2 separate regions of the Homo sapiens genome follow, and region 2 is linked to region 1. A link is a contact called in ENCODE Hi-C data. All regions are on one chromosome and are shown on one strand. The core of a region is the stretch at or near the end of the contact, and the rest is flanking DNA. Distances in the headings are between cores, read along the strand shown. Region 1 has its middle 220 kb from the start of LINC01854. Region 2 has its middle 10 kb from the start of TRE-TTC1-1.

Evidence for each region. A loop is a pair of places that touch in the nucleus more often than their neighbours do. Pooled maps may share reads with other maps.
Region 2: a pooled map of psoas muscle shows a loop between it and region 1 (5-fold over the local background). The contact joins two enhancer-like sites. A Hi-C loop is called at or near these places in 2 of 50 pooled maps.

What each region holds. Positions count from the first base shown.
Region 1 is chr2:129,054,008-129,059,870 of GRCh38, forward strand. No RefSeq gene overlaps it. Among named protein-coding and RNA genes, the nearest start is that of LINC01854, 220 kb to the right of the region's middle. RefSeq lists a silencer at 5,183-5,377. Within about 2 kb of position 2,449, at least 3 of the 41 ENCODE cell types and tissues checked have a DNase peak (open chromatin) inside an H3K27ac peak, as active enhancers do.
Region 2 is chr2:130,323,763-130,329,948 of GRCh38, forward strand. No RefSeq gene overlaps it. Among named protein-coding and RNA genes, the nearest start is that of TRE-TTC1-1, 10 kb to the right of the region's middle. Within about 2 kb of position 4,554, at least 2 of the 41 ENCODE cell types and tissues checked have a DNase peak (open chromatin) inside an H3K27ac peak, as active enhancers do.

The sequences.
Region 1 (5,863 bases), core at 1,199-3,698:
ACATCTTGTATTATTCCATTTACGTGAAATGTCCAGAATGAGCAAATCCACGGAGAAAGAATGTAGATTAGTGTTTGGCTAGGGTTGGGGAATGTGAGTGTGTCGGGGAACGGGGGGCGTAGGGTGGGAAGTGACTGCTAATGTGGGGTTTCTTTTGGGGATGATCAAAATGCTTTAAAATAGATTGTGGTCTTTGGAATCTAGGGATCGTATGGAATCTTTGGAATCTATGGAATCCACACTTGTGCCATGGAAGCACAACTTTGTGGATATGCTAAAAACTATTGGCTCATACACTTTAGGTGAGTTTTATTGTATATAAATTATATCTCATTAAAGCTGTTAATAGCACACACAAAAAAAGAATGGACTCAGGGGAAGATGGGCACAGCCCTGAGATCTGGCTTTCCAGGCAGTGGCCTCCCATGCCGATCTCTAAGTCTTCTGGTTGACATTCAGTAATCATTCTTTTCTGCTTTCTGACCACTTCAATGAAAGGATATGTGAGAAAAATCACGGGATGCCCTTCCTGTGAAGCACAGCCATCAGGTGGCATTTTATTTCAGGATGCACCTGCCAAGCCACTTACCAAAGCTGCCGCTGCCCAGAGGCAGCCCTTAGTGGACTCCCAACTCCCTGAAGCGCCTCACTTTGTATCTCCTCTACCTGCCTGGCAAACCCCTGCCACTCACATTTTGGTCACTACTTAGTTTTCACTCATATTTATCAACAAAGACGTTTATTAAATTTTAACAAATCCTTGAGCGAGAAATATGGAAACTTACTGATGAAGTTATAAATTTAAGTACACAAATGGTAGGATGAGGCAGGATGATTTTTCTAATAATGAAACATGTTTGATATTGGAAAAGTCATGTTAATTTTGTTAATTTCGTGATTAAACTACTATCTATTACAGTCAATTTTGCAAAGGAAAATTGAGTGAGGTTATGTTACTCAGAAATTCTAACTTTCTTAGATCCTGTTTTAGTTTATTTTAATTGGGTGACTTTATTATTGCATCATTGTGCCCTTTTCTGTTTTTACTTTATATACTAGATTGTTTATAGTGCAGACACACAGGCTTGCTAAAGAGACACTTTTAAAGCAGTTTTCAGCTGTCTTTTGGGAGTAATTAGAGAATACCTTCAGGGCAATGGTCTCATTTAGATATTCAGTTACAAACCTTTCCATCTTAAGCATGCTACCAAATGGCTTTTGAATGTTTCTGAAGTATTATTTATTTTAAAAATATTCTGGTTATGAAACAACTGAAAACATCATCACCTATACGTGCAGTGCCTTGCAGCTTTGAAATACTTTCTCCCCTCCTGTCCGAGGCCATCCTGGACAGTGGGGGGCATGGGCTGCGGTCTCTTTCCTGGGCCTTCCTTCCTCCCTGGTCTTTGCTGACCCACAGCGGCACCTCCTTCCTCTCATCCTGTCTGAACTATTCAGCCTGTCCTTTGGTACCAGCCCGACCTGGGGGATGATCCCTTCTCAGATATTACAGAGAAACCATCCCGAAGTCGCAAGTATTTCCTTGCCAGTCTAGGGCCCTGACAGCACGTTCTCTGCTTTCTTCTGGGGATGGGAAGGGCATGTTGATGTGGATTCCAACTCAGTTCAAGACATTGACTTTTATAGCAATGTGGGGCTTCATCTGTGTACTCATCTCTCTCCTCTTTAAGGCCTGTTTCAGAAATGTCCAGGAAGCTTGGAGTCTCAAGCCTGCTAGCGCTGATGTTTTTGACTCAAGTAGTCCTGTATCTCTCATTCCAGTGTCATTGCTCAGCCATGACCAAACCCACGCAGGGTTTGGAGGACACTCAGGGTGCAAAATGCAAGCCCTTCTGGCAGTCCTGTTCATCACTGGCCTTCAACTTTGCTAAGAACGCATGACCTTCTCTGAGCCTGTCCCATTATCCGTAAGTGACACACATTCTCAGCAGCAGGTTGCTGCGAAGCAGATAGCAACGGGCAAGTGGCAGATGCTCAGTCCAAGACACTGCCTCCTCACACCCCTGGGAACCGGCTCACAGGGAGGAGTCAGTGGCCCATGACCCTCATGTGCCCCCTCACCGGCATTGCCAGGCAGATGTTTCTTGAGGAAGCTAGAGCTGCTCAGAGTGATTCTTCTCTTGAACAATGGTGCTGTTTTGCAGCTTATATTGTGCAGTGTTTATTTTTTCTTAACAACTAATTCATTTATAAAATTGAGCTAAAAGTCATAAGAGAAGAAAAAAAGTAATGTTTCTTAAAAACCACAACAAAGATATTACAGTTGTCAAGAGGGATTTGGTCAATGATTTTCCACTTTTTACAGAGAATGCAGCCTCCATGGTGAATTAGAAAGAGGCTGGGGTATGGAGAGACCTGGGTCAGGCCCCAACCCTGCCTGAACATGTTTGTGACTCAGAGTTTGTCTTGCCCCATCCCTGTAGAACAGCATGTAGGTGGATGGATCAGAGGCCTTGCCCCAGGCAAAACTCCATGTTCCAGGTTACCAGGTGGGAGGAAAGGAGTCAAACCATGCACAATGAACTCGACTAGACACTGGGGATTTATGCCCAGGGCCCCTGAGCAGCCATAGGCCCCACGGCTGCCTCCCCACAGAGGACAGGCACCCAGCCAGCAATTCTCATGCCCATGTGAAATACAGGTCCCACTGATTCCCTAGGGAGCACCAATGTCCCCTCCCCCATTTCCACTGCCAGTGTCATCTCACAGATCCACTTTTTCTCTGTTAACCCATCCACTCAGCAAGTCTTTGCCAGGCATGGCTATGTGCCCGGCCCTGTGCCAGATGTGGAAATGCAGCCATAGTCCTCTCCCTCCTGGACTGCAGCCACGGGCAGACTCTTGGGCCTTCCTGCCCTGCACCTTTCAGCCCTCTGTCTCGCAGGCTGTCAGTAAGGATGCTTTCTAAGACAACATGGGACTGCAGACTGCACTCTGCCCTTCAAGACAAAGTCACACAGTTTGACCTTGTGGCAAGGGCTCCTGGACCTGCCCCTGCCCCTCTGCAGCTCCTCTCAGATGCTGCTGCTGCTTACCTCCAGCTGTACAAAAACATTTGTGAGGCTGCTCAGGCCTGATTCATTTCCACACCTTTGGAACTTTGCTGAAATTTCTCTTCCTGCTGACGTTGCCCGATTCCTGCATGAAGAGTGCTGATTCCACCTATCAAGGCTCAGCTCAAGGGCACCTGCAAAGCCTTCCTTTAGCACCCTGTCCACCCTGTCCCCAGGTAGTGCCCCTCCTCTCTTCCTAGCTCTCTCTGCAGATTCCTACAGAGCATCTCTGTGCCTTACATACCTGCCTGCTTTCTTGCTCTAAGCCTCTGAAGGTCAAGATGTGCCCTGGGTCTCCCACTCCTGCCTGGTGCCTGACCCATCCTTATCCTCTATACATTCCTGTTGAGTGGAAGACTTCAAGATTTCCTCCTGAGGCACCTCATCGAAAGTGCACAAGGTTGGTGGCAGGAGGAATGAAGACCAGCCTAGACACTTTTAGAAGCCAAGACTCTCTTCCTGTCTGCTTTCATGTCTAGCACATGGCGCAGCATGGAGCAGTTTCTCACTAACTTGTTATTGGTTAAAATGAAAGAATGAGGGAGTGAGAGCTCAGGCCTCCTAACTTCCATCCCAGGGCTGCTGTCCCCTCTGGAAGACCATGGTGTAGCCCGCGGCGTCGTGGTGCCTCGTGAGACAATCCACCCTTTACGCACAGTCGGGGCCTGGAGTGGCTCCACCAGAATAGAGCAGGCCCCTGTTTCTGCATGTGCTGAGTTTTTCTGTCTTTATGTGGTTGGAGAGTAGGAAGCATACAGTCTGCTTTCCTTGGTATGGATGGCAAGTTCAGGGCAGAGAGGCGTGTGCACCTAGACTCCCTCATTCTTGCACCCGCAGTACAGAGGCCCTGTTTTCTGCTGAGCACAGACGAATCACAGAATTCTTCTTCTTCTTCTTCTTCTTCTTCTTCTTCTTCTTTTTTTTTTTTTTTTTTTTGAGACGGAGTATCGCTCTGTTGCCCAGGCTGGAGTGCAGTGGCGCCATCTCAGCTCACTGCAACCTCTGCCTCCTGGGTTTAAGCAATTCTCCTGCCTCAGCCTCCCTAGTAGCTGGGATTACAGGTGCCTGCCACCACGCCCAGCTAATTTTTATATTTTAGTAGAGATGGGGTTTCAACATGTTGGCCAGGCTGGTCTCAAACTCCTGACCTCAAGCAATCCAACTGCCTCGGCCTCCCAGAGTTCTGGGATTACAGGCATGAGGCACCGCTCCTGGCCTCACAGAATCCTTCTTAACACCGTGCTAGAGTCAATGGCTTCAAACCAGTTACTTACACGGTGAAGTTTATATGACACCCTTGTCCAAGAGCTCCCCAGCCCCATCTTTATTTGACAGACTTGCCCTGCCCCACCCTCAGTTGCTCCCCTGCTGGCCCAGGACTCCTGGAGACAGGGCTTCTTGTGCCAGCCCCTCGCAGGCTGGCCCGTGAGGCACTGAAGGAGGAAGATTCCACAGGCCACAACACCACTGCCTGCCTTGAGGACTGGCCTTGTGGGGCTCTGATCTGCTTCTGCCTCAGGGCTTTCCACCGGCCTTTCAAGAGCTCTCCTGGCTATTAAAACTGCAAACCTGGGATAACATTAAAAATGTTAATGTGCTGTAAAACTTTCCACGTGTGAGACTTTCACCTGAAAAGAAGAGGAGATGAGTCTGTAATGGCTGGCTGTTCATCTTCTCGATGGATTTTATTATAGCAGTAACAAGTGCAATTCCACTTAAAAGACTCTTGTCAGGTAACAGTTCCAGTAGACTATAACTCAGCATGAAAAACAATCTCTGCCCCACACAAACTTGGAACGGCCAGGAAAAAAAATGAGCATCAAGAAATACAGCTCACTGGTCCTATATCCATGAATGTTTTTGAGATGGCGGACGTTAGGGATGAACTAGGGGGTGGGCTAAGGGAGGAGGCAAGTCACATCACTCCATTAATTCATTTGCCATCAGGGCACAAAATAGGCCCTTCTGAGGACTCCAGTTCCATTTTTATCTCTCAAAAATTGTAGCAAAGACTGGGATACAGAACCTGTCAGGCCTGTTATAAAAGCAACATTGTCACTGGCAATTTTAAATAGCCAGGACAGTATTTACCTTGGAAGGGGGAAGAGGGTGTATAAAGTAGACAAACAATCCTGCTACCCAGACCAAATGGTCTCGTGGAGAGGTCTCAGCAGGAGAGCGATTCGGGCTCTATTGCTCTCTTGGACTTCCTTTGTCCCAGCTGATACGTGGCAGCTCCATCCTCTCTGACATGCCGTAGTATCCCCTCATGCCCAGTAAAGTTCAGTGGCAGCAGCCTGTGGCCTAAGTCCAACCTGTGGCTGGTTTCCTCATTTTCCTGCCTGGTTTGCCAGGGACAGAGTGGTAAGCAGGGCCCAATGCCACAATAAGTGGCAGCTTTGCATGCGAGAGCCGCCAATGAAAGGCATGCAGATAGCCACGCTGGGGTCTGTGGGGTCAAGGCCAAAGAGTTCGAGATTTCCTCACTTGTACCTCAGTGAAAATATAGAAGATTGGTGGTAAGAAAAATGAAGACAAAATCAGCCTAGACATTTTTGGAAGCCGAGACTGTCTTCTTGTCTGCATTCCTGTCTAGCACATGGCATGGCGTGGAGCAGTTTCTCACTGACTTGTTGAATACAGTGAAAGAATGTGGGAGTGAGAACTCAGGCCTCCTAACTTCCACCCCAGGGCTGCTCTCTCCACTAGAAGATCACAATGTAGGTGGCGGCATCTTGGTGCCATCCTAAGCAGGCCTTGCTGTCTGATTCCCCTTTCTCAGCTGCCTG
Region 2 (6,186 bases), core at 3,304-5,803, 1.3 Mb after region 1:
CATCTATGTTTATCAAGGATATTGGCCTGAACTTTTCTTTTTTATTGTGTCTCTGCCAGGTTTGGGCATCAAGATGGCACTGGTCTCATAGAGTGAGTTAGGGAGGAGCCCCTTCTCCTCAATTTTTGGAATAGTTTCAGTAGGAATGGTACCAGCTCTTCCTTATATGTTTGGTAGAATTCAATTGTGAATCAATCTGGTCCTGGGCTTTTGGTAGGCTTTTTATTATTGATCCCATTTAAGAATTCATTATTAGCATGTTTAGGGTTTGAGTTTCTTCCTGGTTCTCTCTTGGGGAGTTGTATATTTCCAGGAATTTACCCATTTGTTCTAGGTTTTCTACTTTGTGTGCAAAGAGGTGTTCACAATAGTCTCTGATGGATTTCTGTATTTCCTTGGGGTTGGTGGTAATGTCCCCTTTGTCATTTCTTACTGTGTTTATTTGGATATTCACAAACCACTGTTCATTGAAATAAAAGAGGATACAAACAAATGGAAGAACATTCCATGCTCTGGGTAGGAAGAATCAATATGGTGAAAATGGACATACTGCCCAAGGTAATTTATAGATTCAATACCATCCCCATCAAGCTACCAATGACTTTCTTCACAGAATTGATAAAAACTACTTTAAAGTTCACAAATTTCATATAAGCATTCAGTCACTTCATATTTTTGGCTAAGGTTGATGGTGGTTTTTGATAACTGTGGGAGTTTTTTTTCAAAATAATACAAAGATTCCTTTTTTTCTTCTTGGGAATTCTGTTTAACAGCCAGTTTCTCACATTTCCTCTCTAATTTGTCTCCCTTCTTCTACCATTTTATCCCACTTCTGCCTCTTTCATCAACTGGTTTATGATTTCTAAGAGAGTTACACAGAAGTAACAAGCATCTCTGGTTTAAGAACAACAGGTTGTCAACATGCTCCAGGACAACAGTAGCAAAATATATGAGGTTAGAGTCTAAAATCATTTCTGCAGAGCAGAAAAGATGAGGAAGCATAAAAGATAAGCACATTTAAGTAAAATTGTTCACTTATATATAATTCTTCAGTAATAAAGGGCAACCACAGAGACGTTCTCACTATACATACATCTCCCTCAGAATCCATATAATCCATGCTTTTTTGCATTATAACCATTTTTATTTAAATATAGACCCTACTCAGTAGACACCCATCTACTGAAACATAAAACCATCTCCTTTTAATTTGCTCATTTGGTAGATTCACTGGACAATATATATCTAAGGAGAGAAATATAATATCTGGAATATATATATGTATATATTGGACACATATATAGAGAGAGAGAACATAAGATCTGGAAAATATTAAAGGTTTTTTCATTTCTTTATAACATGAAATACTCCATTTCATTATTTTTAACTCCAAAAAAGTCTGCATCTGATTGCTAATGGTATATCAATTCACCTTAAAAATTCCATTTAGGTGTTCAGTAAACAAAACCCAGAAATACTACTTTCTTCCTAAAGGAAAGCAAAAAAACATGATCATCCACTTTAATTACATGGTCTCTATCACATAATTTATGGAACCTGTGGGTTTTAACTGTGCAAATTTGGTGTAAAAAAAAATTGACATGGATGAGATTACTAACTAGAGGTCTTTAAGATGAGTTTGATTTAACTGCTGCTGCTTCTGCTTCACTCACTATAAGTCCATCAACATCCTCTTCTAGTCTTACAGTTAAGTCTGAAGGCTTTCAGCATTAAGAAATATATATACAGGGCCAGGCGTGGTGGCTCACACCTGTAATCCCAGCACTTTGGGAGGCTGAGGTGGGCGGATCATGAGGTCAGGAGTTCAAGACCAGCTTGGCCAACATGGTGAAACCCCCATCCTTACTAAAAATACAAAATTAGCCGGGTGTGGTGGTGCACACCAAAAATCCCAGCTACTCAGGAGGCTGAGGCAGGAGAATCACTTGAACCTGGGAAGCAGAGGTTGCAGTGAGCCAAGATTGCACCATTGCACTCCAGCCTGGGTGAGAGAGCAAGACTCCATCTCAAAAAAAAAAAAAAAAAAAGAGAAAAGAAATACATATACAAAAGACTCGTGTAACTCTGTGTCCCATAAGGTTGAATTCTAAGAGACTTTCATTAGTAATAAATGTATGCAATATATATGATTTTGAACCTAAATGACACTAACTGGTTGAGCAAGGATAAAGTGCTTCTTCTATGAAACCAATCCAGAAGACCTTAGAATTTCACATGCTAGAGATCTTAAATTTTCACTCATTTGACAGATCCTTCTGTGTGACAGATACTCTTATCCTGGGTCACAATCTTGCCTTATATTTTTTTTCTTTTTCTTAAAAAGAAGTCAGACTTTCCCCTACAGGAAGGCATTCCACCAGTCTTTTTGAGATGGAGTCTCACTCTGTCCCCCAGGCTGGAGTGCAGAATGCGATGGCACGAACACAGCTCACTGCAACCTCCTCCTCCCAGGTTCAAGCGATTCTCCTTTCTCAGCCTCCCGAGTAGCTGGGATTACAGGGGTACACCACCCTGCCTGGCTAATTTTTGTATATTTTTAGTGGAGATGGGGCTTCACCATGTTGGCCAGGCTGGTCTTGAACCCCTGACCTCAAGTGATCCGTCCGCCTCAGCCTCCCAAAGTGCTGGGGTTACAGGTGTGAGCCACCACGCCTGGCCCACCAGTCTTTTTACTACAATACTCTCCAGGATATTTTCAGAGATGAAAAAGGCACTTAATACTCCTATTCTCTGCAGCATTTTTTAACCCTCCTCAGAGAGTCTGATCCCTCTATTCTAATGCTCTGCCTGATGCTGAGAGAATGAGGAAATTTCATCTATTGAATACCTATTAAAATGTATTAGGTACCTACCTATAAAGCACTCCATTTAGCTTTAGAGATGCAAAGGTGTTCAAAAGAAGCTTCCTGGAACTCCGCAAGTGGGGAAGGCAGAAATAGACACAATAAATTATAGAACAGTTTATTACAAAAGTACAAATCAAACATTGTGAAGAAACAGAGAAAGCAGCTGGAAATACATCCTAAACAGAAAAAAGCTAGAGGGATAGTCTTTCCCTTGCACTAAGGTACAACAGCATACCGAGGAGAGAAATACAGAGAGACACTAAACAAAAACAAGGCTATAACCTGAGTTAACCAACATGAGAGGAAGGACAAAGAATGAGGCTCTCACAAGGTCATTCCTGAGTTTTAACATAATCAGATAGGAAAGCTTTCAGCAGAATGCAAGGGGAATCAGAAGGCAACATCATCTCCCACTGTCCCTTATCAATTAAATATGTACATGTTCTTCCGCCCAGGCTGAAAACATGATTCTCAAGGAATATAAAAAACCCAGTGCTGCTTTAATTGACAAAGCACTGAAACAGACTGTCCCTCCCCACGTAATGATAAAAATGCGCCAAAGTCGGCCGGGCATGGTGGCTCATGCCTGTAATCCCAGCACTTTGGGAGGTCAAGGCAGGATCACGAGGTCAGGAGATCGAGACCATCCTGGCTAATACCGTGAGACCCCGTCTCTACTAAAAATACAAAAACTTAGCCGGGCCCGGTGGCGGGCGTCTGTAGTCCCAGCTGCTGGGGAGGCTGAGGCAGGAGAATGGCGTGAACCCGGGAGGCGGAGCTTGCAGTGAACAGAGATCGCGCCGCTGCACTCCAGCCTGGGCAACAGAGCGAGACAATGTCTCGGGGAAAAAAGAAAGCCCCAAAGTCAGAGTTAATCAGCTGGGGCCTGTCGCAGTCTGGCCACATGCAGTAAGGGAAGGAGGCAGGCACAGTTCTTCTTCCCTAATTCCATCCACCCTCCCTCAGCTACCAAATTATGGTTTCTGATCCTGCAAGAGTCAAATTTGCAAAGGGTGGTTGAGTTCTTATCTGACTGATAACAGTTGTAAGATAATTTCCAGCAATCTTTATATGGCATTGAAAGGTGACAATGTGCTAGCAGCCCTTGCTTGCTCTCGGCGCCTCCTTGGCCTCGGCGTCCCTTCTGGCCACGCTGGAGAAGCCCTTCAGCCCACCGCTGCGCTGTGGGGGCCCCTCTCGGGGTCTGGCCGGAGCCCGCTCCCTCTGCTGGCGGGGAGGTGTGGAGGGACAGGCGCGGGCGGGAGCCCGGGCTGCGCAGGGCGCTGGAGGGCTGGCGCGGTTCCGGGTTGGGCGCGCCTCTGCTGCCCTGCACTCCGCGCCGCCGTCGGGCGCCTGCTGGGCTTGATTGGAGGACGGGCTCCCTCTGGGCTGCAAGAGTGCCCCGGCTAGGTGCCGCAAAGTCCCGCAGCCAGTGCCATTGAGAGGTGAAGCCTGCTGGGCTTCTGGTTGGGTGGGGACTTGGAGAGCCTTTCTGTCTAGCTAAAGGTTTGTAAACGCACCAATCAGCACTCTGTGTCTGTGCCACCCGAGCCAGTGGGGGCAACACGTTTGGGTTTCCTTCCTTGCTGTGGAAGGTTTGTTCTTTTGCTCTTTGTGCTAAATCTTGCTGCTGCTCGCTCTTTGGGTCCGTGCTGCCTTTATGAGCTGTAACAGTCACTGCTAAGGTATGCAGCTTCACTCTGAGGCCAGGCCCGCGAGACCACGAACCCACTGGAAGAAAGAACAACTCCAGAGGCGCCGCCTTTAAGAGCTGTAGCACTCACCGGGAAGGTCTGCAGTTTCAGTCCTGAAGTCAGCAAGACCATGAACCCACCAGCAGGAAGAAACTCTGGACACATATGAACATCTGAAGGAACAAACTCCAGACACACCATCTTTAAAAACTGTAACACTCGCCGCGAGGGCCCGTGGCTTCATTCTTGAAGTCAGCAAGACCAAGAACCCACCAATTCCAGACACAGCATTTATTTTAAAACCAACTCTCTCAGGAGTATTTCTCTGCCCACGGGTGTCCTCACCTCCAATTGCTTTAACCTGAATGAACGCACTCCATCCTGGCCTTTGTTTTCTCACAGCTCCTAAGGCATCCAGAGATCCACTTTGAATTATACTCTTCTGAGGCCTCTTCACACCTTTAATAGGCCCTTTCACATGGGATTTAAAATGGATCCTCCCTCCCCATAATGGCTCACTGTCTTTTGCCCGTGACCAACATCTGGGCCTCTGTAAACACTCAAGCATTCTTTGCCAAAACAAATTCGGAGAGTGCAGACAAGTCTCAACACAGTAACAATTCTCCCTTTCTCAGACAAAGCAGCTCACCAGCCACCAGCCCTTCTCTCAGCCTTGATTTCCTGGATGAGTCAAATACCTGCTTCCAGAAGCAGAACATTCACAGCAAGCTCTCTGAAGTAGGATTTATTTAAGAAATAAGTGTCCTCCCACCCTCCCTGTTTGGCAACTTAGTAATTTTTTTAATGAAATGCGTTCTCACATTCATAACAGATTAGCCACCCGTTATATTGTCATGGTGATGGAAGATGGAAGTAGTTCAGAAAACATCGCTTTTATATATAATTTAATTAAGTTTCTATTGTGAAAGGGAAGGAAAGATTATATTCCTGACTAAAATAAGGATTCATGTGTAACAGAGTGGGGACAGAAAGGTATTTGCATAGAAATAAAATATTTGTTTCAAAGGTACCAACTCTCCAAATCATGTCCACTACTCAGTATTATTTTTTCAATCCAAAGTCTTTATTCCGACATATTTTATTAAAACATGACACATTAAAATTAAGAAATATGCTTATAACTAAATGGATGTGGTTTTCAAAGTGACTGTAGAATTTTTTATTCTAACAAGCAGTGTATGAGGGTTATAGTTTCTCCACATCTTTTACGGTACTTCTTATGGTCTGCCTTTTTTATTGTCCATTTTAAAATGTTATAACCATTTAAATTCTGATTGTAACTGAATTACAACTCTCTACTCTTAGATTTAAACATTTTATATGCAGTTAATTTGAAGCACAATTACTGCATCTTAAGTTTCCATTGATGTACATAAAATTATGATTTACCAACAACCAAATAATATTTTATTATAAAAGATAAATGGTAATATCAAGAGATAATGGATATCCTTCAACAATTTTAGCTTGCAAATTAAAAATGCTTCCCAAGAGCTAAGGGCACAATTTTTATTCGCATCTAGTAGAGTCACCAACCATAAAATCATTTCTTTCAACTTTATGACTGACATTTCTCAAATAAGCTGTTCTAAATCCTGATTGTT